2 separate regions of the Mus musculus genome follow, and region 1 is linked to region 2. The links are chromatin loops, found by intact Hi-C in ENCODE. Cell type or tissue: heart. All regions are shown on one strand. Each heading gives the region's core, and the rest is flanking DNA. Links, peaks and the distances in the headings are about the cores only. Region 1 overlaps B4galt1 (UDP-Gal:betaGlcNAc beta 1,4- galactosyltransferase, polypeptide 1). Region 2 has its middle 14 kb from the start of Spink4.

Region 1 (5,000 bases), core at 1-5,000, 85 kb before region 2:
GAAGAGAAGGTAGGTGAAAAGTAAGAAGCCACTCATGAATAGGAAGGCGCTCCTCCTTCAGTTTGCTTTGCTACAAACAGGACTGACAAGTAGAGGCAAAAGTCCCCACTAGAAGGGAAAAGAAGGCACACGCAGAAGATATGGGCAAAGGGACCGGCAAGCCTCAGGCTGCGGCAGGACTCACTGGACCACTCTTCCAATAAAGCCAAGTCCAAATACACTGTCACTCCCTTTTTTGTGTAAATGTCTGGAGGTTATTCATTAGCGCTTGAGTACCAGTAAGTGCTACGACACTCCCCAGGAGAAACCACAGATGTGGTCAGACAGGGAGACAGCAGGGCAGAGGGTGGCACTCAGACTGGACTGGCAGACACTTCCACCACTCCCACTCCACCCCCGTATCAGTCATGCCCCAAGGCAAGGGAAGGTCAACCGCTGAGCCCTCTCCCTCCTAAAGTTCCATCCCCCTACACATCCATTGACAGCTGGAAGAGGAAATAGAAGACAGGTGACATAAAGATAATCAAGACAGAAGTCAAGTCCTAAGGGCCAAGAAGCAGCCACCTTCACGGCTCTGCTTTGCCATAACTGATCCTGACCTCCTGGAGGAACTGCTATCTTAGAGCCTAAAATGGTCCTCGGAGGAGGGGCTGGAGACGGCTCAGTGGTGGGGAACACATGTTGCATTTGTAGAGCATCTCTCTGAGTTTGGTTCCCAGTACTCACATTAGGAGGCCAACAATTGCCCATCATAACTCAAGCTCCAGTGGATGCCCTCTTCTAGCCTCTACTGGCACCTACATTCATGTATACACAAGTGTACACACACACACACACACACACACACACACACACACACACACACGTTTTTCAAAAAGTATCTTCAAAACAAAAACAGAACAAAGTCACAGCCAAACAAAGCACCATCTGACCTCCTAGCACAGGCTGGCACTCTCTCTTTCCCAAAGCCTGTCCAGCCAGGTCTGCCTGGAGGTATCACGAGTCACAAAGGCTCCTGGGGGCTTGGCAGCTATTACTAACAAGCTGCTGCCTCTCTCACATGAGCTAACAAGCCTCATGGTACACCAAGTACACATCATGGCGATCAGGACATTCTATCATCACCTAATCCCAGTCCGCCAGTGACCATGATCTGATTGCCTACGCAGCCTACAAAGCAGCCCTCACTAGAGGTCTATGCAAGTCAAAATACAAAGGAACACGAGAGACTGTGCTTTGGGTTTGGGGCTTGCTAGCCCAGGCTAGCCCCGAGCACACTATGTAGTGAGGCTAGTCTCAAACTTGCAATCTTCCTCTTTTTGGACTACAATTAGCGGGTTGAATCACCTATCATGTCTTGACTCAAAAGAGTTTTATGATTATGAGCCAACATGGGGCTAAAGCATATTATATCTTCCCCAAAAAGGAAGACTGCCCTAAGGTTTTATCACAGGCAGCCTATACCCTAGTCAGCAACGCACAGGAACGTCAGGTGAAGGGCCCTGGGGAGGGACTGTGCCAGTTTTAAAAGGGTCATAATATGGCCAAGCTAGGAGAGGAGGCTTTGCTTCCAGCAGGAATGGGCCCAACTAGAGAACCGGGGGCAGAGGGGTCCTGAGTATGGGTATCAATAAATGAGCAGGACTCAAAGAAAGAAACCCCATGTTCCAAACCCTGCAGAGTCCATTCTGGACTGCGGAGGAGATCCACGGTCAGACATGTGGAAGTGAGTCTGGCTAGGAACTAAGGATCAAGGGCCAAAATGAGACACAAAAATGGTAATTGTCCCTTGTACCAAGAGAAGGAGGAGAGGTCACCTCTACTTCAGGGGCTTCACAGAGCTCATGAGGTCAAGGCTTAAATCATATCCAGAAAAAGCCACCGGAGAAGGCCTATGCACAGAGTACAAGGGGGAGGTGACAAGTGTCTGGGTGAGAATGACAGGCTGCTTGCCTGTAGCAAGCTGTGTGAAGGGTGACAAGGAGAAGTGGCTGGAAGTAGGTCAGGACTATTCCCCAGGTGGCATCCCACGATAAGGTTTCAGATCACTCAGGTCCTTGCCTATGGCAGGGGGAAGTTGTTGAAGGCTTTAAGGTAAAGACGTGACACGGACAGAGTCAGAAAGATGAGGACCCAAAGGTGACAGAAGCACTGTGACACTGGGAAAGTTGCCTCTCAGCTGCTGACTCGGGGGCAAAGCACTGCAGTGGCTATGACCGACTGTAATTTTTATGATGGATACTTTCTAAAGCTCCTTACCTCTGCTTTTCTTTCTTCCTTTGTCTTTTTCATTTAAGGCTGGTGCTACCAGGTGGCAGCCTGACTATTACCTGGCTTTCCTGACTGAAGTGTGAGTGACAGAACACACTCCCTGTTTGTTATATGACGCCCTGACATTCATTTCCATACCAAGGTCTACCCCAGGGCTGAATTTAGCCTGATACCTAAGTGTCAGAGTAGGACCCATGACACCAAGTAGGATATGCTGAGACTCTAGCAAGACCTGCATACATATGGCAAGAGGAGAGACAGAACCCCAAAGGACACCCTTGCCCCTCTCTGCAACAATGGGGGAGCACCTCCCACACTCCCCTCCAGAACACTCATGCTGAGCTTTAAGTTTCATAGTGGCTGGAGGGGCCTACACTGAACAAGGTTAACAGCAAGTATAAACCATAGAAACCCAGTGGACTTAGGACACAACCTTCCTCCTAAAAAAGTTTATGAGGCATGACCCCTGAGTCTTCTTGAGAGCCTGTCTTCTGACTCACACCGGCTACTCATTATCTTCTGACCCCATAGAGGCCCTAACAGGTGGGAGGCAAGACCCTGATATTGGTGCTTCATTGGGCTAAAGCAGGAGGCTGGAAGAACAATAAGGAATTTACCAGCAAGGTCCCAGGCAGAGGCAACAGGCAAGAAGGACAGGAAAGAAATAACAGCTAGTGTTTATTAAGTAGTCAAGGGCTTCTGTGGCCTGCCCATGATCACAGACTGGGAAGTGGCTCTCCAGGTTATGGGGCTCACTTACAGCCCTGGATACCAGGCTTTGAGAAACATGCCAGGAAGAGGATACATGGCCTCAAGAAGAGCTGTTGTGGCCCAGTGGGAGGACATTATTGAACTTAGGAATCTTACCTGGGGCTTAGTTGCAACCCAGCGTTATTCATGTGACCAGTTCTTCTCTCTACTTGTCCCTGACTCAGAGCAGAATTTTTTTTATCCCTGCCCTCTGGGGTCTAGGCAAGCTCTAGAGAACAGTGACAGGGTAGTACACTGTTTCTCCTCTTTGCTTCAAGGCTGACACTCAAAGCTAAGGACCCGTGGATGCTAGGCAAGCATTCTACCACTGAGTGACACCCCCAGCTCCTAAAAAAGAGTCCTTTTCTGATACTAAGGTACAAGTGGGGGAGAAAGAGAACGGGGAGTTCCTATCTCAGGGAAAGTAAGGAGGAAGCAGACGGCGGGTAATTTAGGGTTGTTTTCTCCAAAACGTGACTCACAGGACACTCATCACTGGAGATGATTCTTGGAAAATAGCTGTCTAGACTAGCTAAGGAAACACTTCCGGAGGTCACAAGGTGTCAGTACATGGAAGATTCTAGAACAGTGAGATCTGCCTTCCTCACACATTTAGGAACTCCTGTACTAGATATATCGGGGCACAGCCTTCTCTCCTTCCTCTGAGCTTCAAAAGCATTAAACAGTCACCATCCATCCAATCACACCATTTTGTTTGTTTTTTGAGACAGGGTTTCACTGTGTAGTACCGGCTGTCCTGGAACTCGATCTGTAGACCAGGCTGGCCTCAAATTCTCTGCACTTGCCTCTGCCTCCAGAGTCCTGGGATTAAAGGCATGCACCAAGAACTTAAAAATATTAAAGAAATTAAGTAAAAAACGAAAAACATTACTTTTCTTCAGTATGCTTAATGAGCACAACTGTTTTCCCCATGAATATAACTTTGGTTTTTCAAGTTTGTCCCCAATACTGAAATTCATGTATATTCTGTAATCTAGGTGTGTTGATGAGTCTGACTTACCTGCCTAGGTGCCAAGTTTCATTAAAATGTGTTTTTGGAAAGACTGCCCCTTTACTTCAACATACATTTTGAGCCCCCCCTTTTTTTTTGCTTCTATCAAAGTCAGGGGGCTTTATGTTGCATTAGGGAAGCTAGGATATCTGAGGGCTGCCTCAGTTGCTACAGGGATGTTTAAAGAAGTGTAAGATGCCGCCACCTTGAAGCTTCCAGCCCACACTAGGTAGATGAAGACTTTGCTACAAAGCAGTTTGTTTACAATTTAAAATAGCCTGTGAGCCAGGTGGCAGAGGTGCACACCTTTAATCCCAGCACTCAGGAGGCAGAGGCAGGTGCAGAGCTCGGTGAGACTGAGCCAGCCCAGTCTACAAAGTGAGCTCCAGGACAGCCAGGGCTACACAGTGAGACCCTGCCTCAAAAGAACCTTTAAAACGCTTTAGATCTATTTGAATCTGGGTTGTGGTGATAGAGGCTGGCTAAGTTTTCAGCTTGTATCCTAAGCAGATGAGAGCCTGACACACACAATCTGAGGTACAGCAGGAAACTCAGCCTAGTCCATATCACTCTCTGAGGCTCTAGAATAGGACTCCCCCAGACTTCTCACCCATGGCTGGCTGTAGAGACATACATGGTCTCTTATGGATGGTCCCTGAAGAATGATACTGACCACCCAGCTGGATAAATTTCAAAGTTGCCAAAAAAAATCTGAAACAAAAATGGATTGTTTTGGAATTATTATTATTATTATTATTATTAGTAGTAGTAGTAGTAGTAGTAGCAGCAGAAGAGGAGGAGGAGTAGGAAGAAAGCTAGAGTAGCCTAAAAATGGTAAATAATCAGTGTTTTACTTTGCGATCATTGGAGATATCTTTTTCTTTCATTTTTGCTGGAAGTTTACTTTTAAAAGGCCAAGCACACCGTATCTATTTCTCTTGGCTAACAGAGCTATATCAACAAGCGA
Region 2 (9,178 bases), core at 2,041-7,040:
GAAGGAAGAAAAGCAATGTGTATAGAGGAATAATGAGAGTGACCTTTCTACCCGAGCCCTTATCCTCCCCCAGCCATTGTAGGCAGCTTGGCAGGGAAGATGACAGGTGTGGCCCTGTTCCCTCTCCTTGCTCCTTGCATGGCTGTGTGGCTCTCTGCTCCCTAGCCTGCTGAATCAATTATTGCTAGGTTAGAGCCAGGAGAGAAAGTTGCTCCCAGCCTCTACTTTTTTTTTTCTTGTTCTACTTGCCTGGCCTGACCCAGTGACCTCTAAATCAGCATTTGGCCTGGGGTCTCCTTGATGCTCAGGTTCTCACTTGGTCGTTGTAGGCTCTTCATGGAGCCTGAGAGCCTGAATTTCTAACAAGTTCCTGATACTGAAATGGTACCAGGGTTCCAGCTATGAAGTCTCTGTTTCAGGAAAGGTTATAAGAGCCCCTGGTGTAGGAATTAGTCACTCTGTCCCATTATTTCTCAAGCACCTGTCTCCATCTTTATTGTCTATTGTCATAGTCCTGGACGCAGCTGGGCTCACCTGAATCTGCCTGTGTCTCCCTGGTACGATTGCGCCCCTGGGATAAGGACTCTTTATAGCTCTAATCCCTACCATGGTAGATGCTCAACAGCTCGTTGAATAAATAAACAGATAACTCTTGAAGGTAATTCACAATAGCCATAGATGGTTAATAGTTAAGGCAATATCTCAGTTAGGGTTTTATTGCTGTGAAGAGACACCATGACCCATGGCAACTCTTATAAAGGAAAACATTTAATTGGGGTTGGGTTACAGTTTCAGAGGTTCAGTTTATTATCATCGTGGCAGGAAATATGGCAGTGTGCAGGCAGACATGATGCTGGAGAAGCAGAGAGTTCTGCATCTTGATCTGAAGACTGTAGCTGTCATTGATTAATGGTTCTTAAATTGCCCAGCGCTGACAGTGCGAGTTCCTCACTACTGCCCCAATGTTGTGGATTCTTGAAAGAGGGAGGGAGGGAGAGAGAGAGAGAGAGAGAGAGAGAGAGAGAGAGAGAGAGATTTTTAATATGCCCTAAGCAGCTCAATGGGGGGGGGCACTCTTAAACCTCCATGTAGCTAGCACACTCTCCCCTCTGATATTCCTGAAAAATTATTTACTAAAACCTATATTCCATCCTGGCTGCCCAGGCCCTCTGAGCAATGCCCAACTCTTACGTGTTGGCTGTCTCTCTGTCCTGCACTTCCCAGGCTTGCTGTTTCTGTTCCCCCAGTATGGCAATACTGCCTCTTTCTCAGTACCCTTGCCCAAGAATCCTAAAGTCCCACCTCGGTCTCTCTGCCCAACCATTGGCTGCCGCAACTTTATTTGCCAGTCAGGACCAGCTGGGGGCAGGGACCCTCAGCATCTCACATGTGAATTCTCATGCAATTTTGAGAACCCATAATGCAAGCATTAAACCAAACCCACAACAGAAGGCAGCAGAGGAGACTGTCTCACTGGGCATGCTCAACCACATGTAAGACTTCTAGGCCCTGCCTCAACAAGGTCACACCAACTCCAACAAGGCCACATCCCCTAATAGTGCCACTCCCTATGGGCCTATGGGGGCCAATTACACTCCAACTACCACAGGCAACATTTCCTAGACTAGAAATTTAAGCATTGATTTTGAAGATTAATAGATATTGATAGATATTAATAGGGGAAGGAGGAAAGATTTTATAATCACTTAAACTGAGAAATACTGGATAGGAAATGAATACCCAAGGAACTCCTGATGAACTACTGATAGTGGCCAGTGTCTAAGAGAGAGATCGGATGCATAGCACGAGCCTGCTCCTGGACCACAAAGTGTATCTCTGGAGAAACACCTGGTGAGATGCGTGTGCTGAGGGAGGTGCAAGGAACGACTGCAGCCTAGCACTCACAAAGGCCTTGCGGTCTGGTTAAATCAGCAAGCTTCCTCTTCAATGAAGAGACCCTGTCTCAAAAAGACAGTATCGAGGGCCAGAGAGACGGTTCAGCAGTTATGGGCACTTACTCTTTCGAAGGACCTGGGTTTGCTTCCCAGTACCTAGGTTTGGCTCACAACCATCAGTAACTCCAGTTCCTGGGAACCAATGTCCTCTTCTGACCTCCATAGGCACTAAGCCGCCACATGGTGCACATACATATGTGCAGGTAAAAATAAAATACACATAAGATTAACAACTCTTTTTTTGTTTGTTTGTTTTTTGGGTTTTGGGTTTGGTTTGGTTTTTTTATTTTTATTTATTTATTTGGTTTTTTGTTTTGTTTTGTTTTGTTTTGGTGGTTGCTTTGTTTTGTTTTGTTTTGTTGATTTTTCGAGACAGGGTTTCTCTGTGTAGCCCTGGCTGTCCTGGAACTCACTTTGTAGACCAGGTTAGCCTCAAACTCAGAAATCCACCTGCCTCTGCCTCCCGAGTGCTGGGATTAAAGGTGTGGGCCACCACTGCCCAGCAAGATGAACAACTCTTTAAAAATTAATTAAAATTAAAAATTTAAAGGATCAAAAAAAGACCCAAGTACTTCCTGGCCTCGAAGGCTGGGGCAGTGGAAAACACACATGTGCTCACCCGGCCTCAGATCAGGTGGCGGGTAATACACAAGTAGGTGGAGAGCTGGGAAAGACTGAGAAATGGGATGGTGTGTGGACAAAGGCAGAACTGGGGACACGATGGTGGTGACAGGTGAAAGAGGACTGAGGCTGACATACTGTCACTGCCCAGTAGGGTCAGCAAGATGCTGTGCAGCCTGGAGCTTATAAAGAGGCAGACTCAGCCCCTGGCTCATCTTGGGCAACCATGAAGACCCAAGATGAGAAAGTGTTCCCTTTCTGGATTGGGTCTTCTTAAAGGACCACCATGGTTCTTGATGCCACTGGAGGCCATGTTGGTGTCTGTGATCCATTCTGTAGCCCTAGGCCACAGTGACATTTGAGATCCTTGTGCCACTGCCTGATGCCTTGTTGATGCATCCCTGGGTGGGGGTGGGCGGGCATCCTGATGTGAATGGCCTGTGACAATTTATAAAGCTGAGGCCACATTGAGGCCCCTGACCCCTGCAGCCACTGAAGGCCATGAGAGGGTCAGTGGTCCTGATATGGCCAAGGGCTGTATTGATGTCTGTGTCCATGTTACCATGGGAGCCCATGCAGATGTCTGATGCTTGAAGCCATGTTGCAGGAGAGCTGGCCTCAGTGTGAGCTGGCCCTCAGCATAGCTCTCCTGAGTTGATGGCTTCTGGTGCAGACAGAGGCAGAGACAGACTCATCCTCCCTAGGAGGCTGGTCACAAGGAATTGGCCATGCTACAGTGAGTATCTCAACAACACAAAATGGACTGAGTTCCCCCCCCTTCTTTTTTAAGAGGGGGGGTGTCAGGGGATGGTTCGTGGGGGAGGAGGGACATGGGAAGAGTGGGCGGTATGATCAGGGTGCGTGATGTAAGATTATTCCCAAATAGGAGCTGGAGAGATGGCTCAGTGGTTAAGAGCACTGACTGTTCTTCCAGAGGTCCTGAGTTCAGTTCCTGGCAACCACATGGTGACTCACAACTGTACTGAGATCTGATGCCCTCTTCTGGTATGTCTGAAGAGGGAGACAGTGTGTTCACATATATAAAATATTTAAATCTTTTATTAAAAAAACAAATAATAAAAAATAATATTTTACAAAAGAATAAAAAAATAGAAGAAGCCATCCAATGTTGACTTCTGGCCTCCATGTGCACTCACACACACACACAAACACATACATAGGATCTCCCCCACCCCCCACCCCCCAACACACACACAAGTACATGGAAACAAAACAAAACTTTAGGACATTGCTTGAATTCAGCTGTGATTAGTACCAAAAGAAATTTGGAGGCAATTTATTAAGAAACAAAGAGGGAGGATAATGTGTGTGAATGAAAACATATGCGTCAGAGGCCTCTCACTCCTGCCTATGTAATTAGAAAAATTGTCTCATGGGTCCAGTAACAGACATCCACAAGGGTATTTGTCACTAAGGTATTTGGAAGTGTTTGTAGATCTGGATGCAGTAGTGCATCTGAAAGGAAGGGAATGAGGAGAGTATGTGATATGTGTTCTGTTTTCCTTGTGATTATTTTTTCTAAATAAGGCCATGCTGGCCTTGAACTCATAATCCTTCTGCCTCAGCCGCCAGAATGATGGGATTAAAGGTACGCGCCACCATCTGTGCCAACTGTCCACTCTTTGACCACAGCAAGGGTCAATGGTGTAGGTGTACCTCCAACAAACGTGGATTCTTCGAGCTTGGTAGCAAATGGAGGAGAAAGCTAAGACACAGAAGGAGACCTCCAGCACAGTGCCTCCTGCTTCAAGAAAACCACTCACCCCTTTACTAGCAGCCCTTAGGGAACAGAGGCAAAGGCAGAGGCTGGTGGTTCGCTGTGAGTTCAAAGCCAACCTGGTCTATATAGTGAGTTACAGGCCAGATGGGGCTATACAGTAAAACTGTAAGAAGAGAAAAGAAGAGAAGAGAAGAGAGAAAAGAAAGAAAAGAAGAGAAAAGAAAAGAAAAGGAAAGGAAAGGAAAGGAAAGGAAAGGAAAGGAAAGGAAAGGAAAGGAAAGGAAGAAAAGAAAAGAAGAGAAGAAAAAAGGAGAAAAGCATTCAGTAGCCAGTTGTGGAGGAGTATGCCTATAATTCCAGCAGTTTGGAAGTGGAGGCAGAGGGATCAGGAGTTCAAGGTCAGCTTCAGCTACATGTTGAGTTCAAGGCAATCTGAATCTACATGTCTCAGAAATAAAATTAAAACAAAACCCACAAAACAAAACCACCTCTCACAATAGAATGATGAAATCATTCAACAGTTAAGCCTTTGTGATTTAGGTGTCATTGCCACCTTGTGGTAGTAACTGCAAACTAAGCCAGAATTCCTATTAAAATTTTTTTTTTACCTTGTTTGGTTGTTTGGTTGAGGTGTGGGCATGCTCCTGCCACTGTAATGTGTGAAGGTCATAGGACTACTTGTGTGAAGGTCATAGGACAATTTGCCTGAGTCGTATTCTCTTTCCACTCTGTATGTTCCAGGGATCAAACTTGGGCCCTCGGGGTTAGCCACAAGCCCCTTCACTTGCTGAGCCATCTCCCCAGCCCCCTTCCTAGCCCTCTTCCAGTCCTCCCAAGCCCCTCCCCAACCCACTTTTTTTTTTTTCTTTTCTTTTCTTTTTTTTTTTTTTTGAGATGGAGCTCACTGTGTATCCCTGGCTGACTTGAAACTTGCATGTAGACCAGGCTGGCCTCAAACCCACAGAGATCCACATACCTCTGTCTCTTAAAGGCTGGAACTAAGGACTTTTTTAAAAGAGCCACTTTGTCAGACTCCCTTTAAAAACAAACAAGCAATAAAAACCAACAAACAAGATTTACATACAGTAAATAGCCCAGATCAAGTGTACATTTTGAGACTGTATCAGGAGGCCAGGTGTGAATTTCATATTTACAGGTCAGTCACAGGCTAAGGCCTTGGAGGCTTGAATTGGCTCACTTCACCGGCAGAGAAATAACCTATCATATATGATAGATATGTAAGGGTCCGAAAATCGCTGAAGGAAGATCCCAGACTCAGATAGTATGCAAAAACAAAGAACGTTTATTCTGCAAAAACACCAGTATTCGGGGGTGGGGGGGTGGGGGTGGGGTGTCAACATTTTTCAAAATGGTGACCCCAGACAAAGACAGGAAGGTCTTCTTATAGAGAACAGAGAAACTTCTACAGTAGTAGGTTCTCATATGGCTTTTCAAAAGCCCTTAGTGATAGTTTTCCCCCTCCACCCTGACTTCCCATCCTCTATCATACTTAATCCTTCTTGTTTTATTTCCTAGTCTTTATCCCTTTATAACACTATACTCTATTTCTGCAACCGTAAAAGAGCTCCTCGTCCCCAAATGGCCAAAGTACAGAGAATAAGAGACTTTGGAAAGCTCAGCCCTAAATGAGATGTTTATATCACAATCCTCCCCTCAAGTCCCAGGGACCTACAGGGGCGGGGGGGGGGGGGATGCAGCGTGGGGGGGGGGGGGTAAGGACCAGAAGTGGTGGAAGACTCCAAGGAAAACAGCATTTTCCAGACACACAGGGCAGATGCTCTTATGAACCCCCAGACTGTGACAAGATCTGTCTAGTTCATGTCAGATAAAATCCCAGCTTGGGGTCTGGAGAGATGGCCCAGAGGTTAAGAGCACTGACTGCTCTTCCAGAGGTCCTGCGTTCAACTCCCAGGAACCACATGGTGGCTCACAACCATCTGTAATGGGATCTGATGCCCTCTTCTGGTGTGTCTGGAGACAGCTACAGTGTACTTACATATAATAAATAAATAAATCTTTAATTTTTTCTTTTTTAATCCCAACAGGGAAGAGGTGGGTGTGAAGCCCCACAGCCAGCTAAAGAGCTATTGATAAGTATTTGGTGGCTGTTAGGAGAGGGAAAGGCTGACAGGAGGTGATGCTTCTGGTGGGGTGGGTCAGAGTAGATCTGGAGGCGCTCGAAGAGGGGTCTCTCTTCATCAACCAGGTCCACACAATCTGGGAGCTAAGATAGCCACCATGAAGAGACACTGTCGATGTGCAGGAAGCTTGGCTACAGCACTTAAATTGCCCCATTAATGCAGTCTAGCAGCAGTTGAGATTCCCCCTTTTGAAAAGGGAAAGCAGCAGGCAAGGCCGCACAGCAAGTAAAGCCAAGGCAGGCTGCCAGATGCTGTGGGAAAGACAGGTTCCTGCCCTTCCCAGCTCCCAGGGGCGCCCCGGGGGAATCCCGGAAGGAAGAACCCGCAGCTGTCGGAAAAGTTAACGAAGAGGTGTTGGTCAGGGTTCCCGGACCTCTCCGGGCAGGTGGAAAGGACAAGGTGAGCCAAGATCACACCCTGCCCCACACCCACCTTTGCAAGCAGGATCTTTGGCAACTTTCAGGCTAGGCAGGAGGCAATCACCGCGCCCAGAAGGGCTGGCAGCTCTTACACCCATCAACTCTCCCGAATAGTAAATATTTAGCGAATGCCATTAGAACAGAAGAAATCTTTTTTTTCACCTGTCTCTGGCTCAACACCCGGGAGCTGCTGAAAGGGCCGCCGGATATAAGTAGCTTTCTTGAGAAGTGGACCAGGTTGAACATTTTAGCTTTTATGACCTTTGGGTCAAGACTTCTGTTAGCATACTGCGAGACAGCGTAATGGTTAATTATTTCACTCTGCTTCCTTGGCAACAATGTGGCACATGCCATCTTGGTTAATAATAAAAGGCCAGTTCCCTGGCTACATTGATCTGCCGGAGAGATAAGCATGTGCATTGTACAACCCAATCTCGGCCTTCACTTGGGTTTGGGGTTTTTGCTGCTTGCTTGCTTGCTTGCTTGCTTGCTTGCTTGCTTGCTTGCGTTGATATTTCTTGGTTTGGTTTGGGCTTTTTGAGACAGGGTCCCTCTGTGTGTCTTGCCTCTCCTGGAACTCTCTTTGTAGGCCTATCTGTGCCACAGTGGTGTGGATTAAGCCTGTCTACAGCAGGTGAGCATGATTACAGACCCTGAGTGATGGTCCCTTACTGTCCCCTCTCCTGCACAGGCATGAGTATGCGTGTACTCCCCCATATACAGGCAGGTACACCCACACACTCATGCACACAGGTAAATAACAAAGATTTTAAATGAATTATTTATTTATCCATTTATTTATCTAGACAGGTGCTTACTGTGTAGCCCTGGCTGACCTAGAGCTATGTAGACCAGGCTAGCCTTAATGTTACAGAAATTTACCTGCTTCTGCCCCTGCCTCTGGACCACTGGGACTAAAGGTGTAAACCACCATGTCCAGCCTTTTATTTTTTAATTTTATTTTTTATTTATTTTCTTGGGCTGGAGAAATGGCTGGTGGTTAAGAGCACTGACTGCTCTTCCAAAGGTCCTGAGTTCAAATTCCAGCAACCACATGGTGGCTCACAACCACCCGTAATGAGATCTGACGCCCTCTTCTGGTGTGTTTGAAGACAGTTACAGTGTACTTATGTACAATAATAAATAAATATTTAAAAATTATTTTTAGGGCTGGTGAGATGGCTCAGTGGGTTAGAGCACCCGACTGCTCTTCCGAAGGTCCAGAGTTCAAATCCCAGCAACCACATGGTGGCTCACAACCATCCGTAACAAGATCTGACTCCCTCTTCTGGAGTGTCTGAAGACAGCTACAGTGTACTTACATATAATAAATAAATAAATCTTTAAAAAAAAAAAATAAAAATTATTTTTAAAAAGATTAATTTTCTTTATGCATATGAGTGTTTTGCCTACATGTATGTCTATTAACGACATGTGTGCCTGGTGCCCATGGAAACCAGGAAAGGGTGCCAGATCTCCTGAAACTGGAGAGGAAATGGAACTCCCAAAGCTGGAGTTACAGGCAGTTGGAAGTCACTGAACATGGGTCCTGGAAATTAAACTTGGGTTCGGATCCAGAGCAGTATACACTTAACTGCTGAGCCATCCCTCCAACACCTAGTACATCTCTTATTTTGTCTTTTTTTTTTTTTTCTAGAGCTGAGGACCAAACCCAGGGCCTTGCGCTTGCTAGGCAAGCACTCTACCACCGAGCTAAATCCCCAACCCCCTAGTACATCTTTTCAATGGGGTAGATGTTGCTGTGTACCAACTCAAAGCTCTTGGGTACCAGCTCTGGGCCTGGGTGGTAACTGAGTTGGTCAGCCTGCCAGCTCTCCTGTACCACACCACCATGGCCAGCTCTCCAGCACTGCCCTAGCTAGCTCACCCAATGCTAAAGCCAGCAAGGGGCAGAGCCAGATCACCTGTGCACATGCCACCAGCCACCAGGGCCAGGTCTGCTGTGCATACATACAAGCAGAAGGCCACCTACCAACCCATGGTGAGGGTAGGCAGAAGACACTTGGAGGTGATGTGGTGAAGAGATGGGAGAGAAAGAGCCGTGGACTGGTTTGAGTACTATGAAGAGAAGCGGAACTAGAGATGTGAGGGTGGAGAGGAACAACCGATGTGAGTAGCCTGCTCTGCCACCTGAGGCCATGGTAAAGTCCCAGCCCATGCTGCTACTGAGAGCTGTGTCTGGGTCCATGGCCATGAAACGGCAGGGGTATGTGCCATCGTCCAAGGCCTTCACTGAGCTGACCCTGCCCCTCACTGCCT

Evidence for each region. A loop is a pair of places that touch in the nucleus more often than their neighbours do. Peaks named below come from ENCODE experiments on the same cell type or tissue, not always from the same donor. Only the 100,000 strongest peaks of a DNase experiment are listed, where the experiment ranks them.
Region 1: a loop joins it to region 2, with 2.1 times the contacts of the local background. A loop is called at or near these places in 2 of 42 quality-filtered maps.

What each region holds. Positions count from the first base shown.
Region 1 is chr4:40,818,275-40,823,274 of GRCm38, forward strand. All of the region lies in intron 2 of B4galt1 (UDP-Gal:betaGlcNAc beta 1,4- galactosyltransferase, polypeptide 1), which reads right to left. Among named protein-coding and RNA genes, the nearest start is that of Mir5123, 29 kb to the right of the region's middle. In heart, for the core only: no CTCF peak of the experiment used is centred there; DNase peaks (open chromatin) are centred at 1,077 and 1,987; H3K27ac peaks cover 2,448 bases.
Region 2 is chr4:40,901,625-40,910,802 of GRCm38, forward strand. No RefSeq gene overlaps it. Among named protein-coding and RNA genes, the nearest start is that of Spink4, 14 kb to the right of the region's middle. In heart, for the core only: CTCF peaks have their summits at 3,582 (motif pointing left), 4,870 (motif pointing left) and 6,347 (motif pointing left); no DNase peak of the experiment used is centred there; H3K4me3 peaks cover 283 bases; H3K27ac peaks cover 546 bases.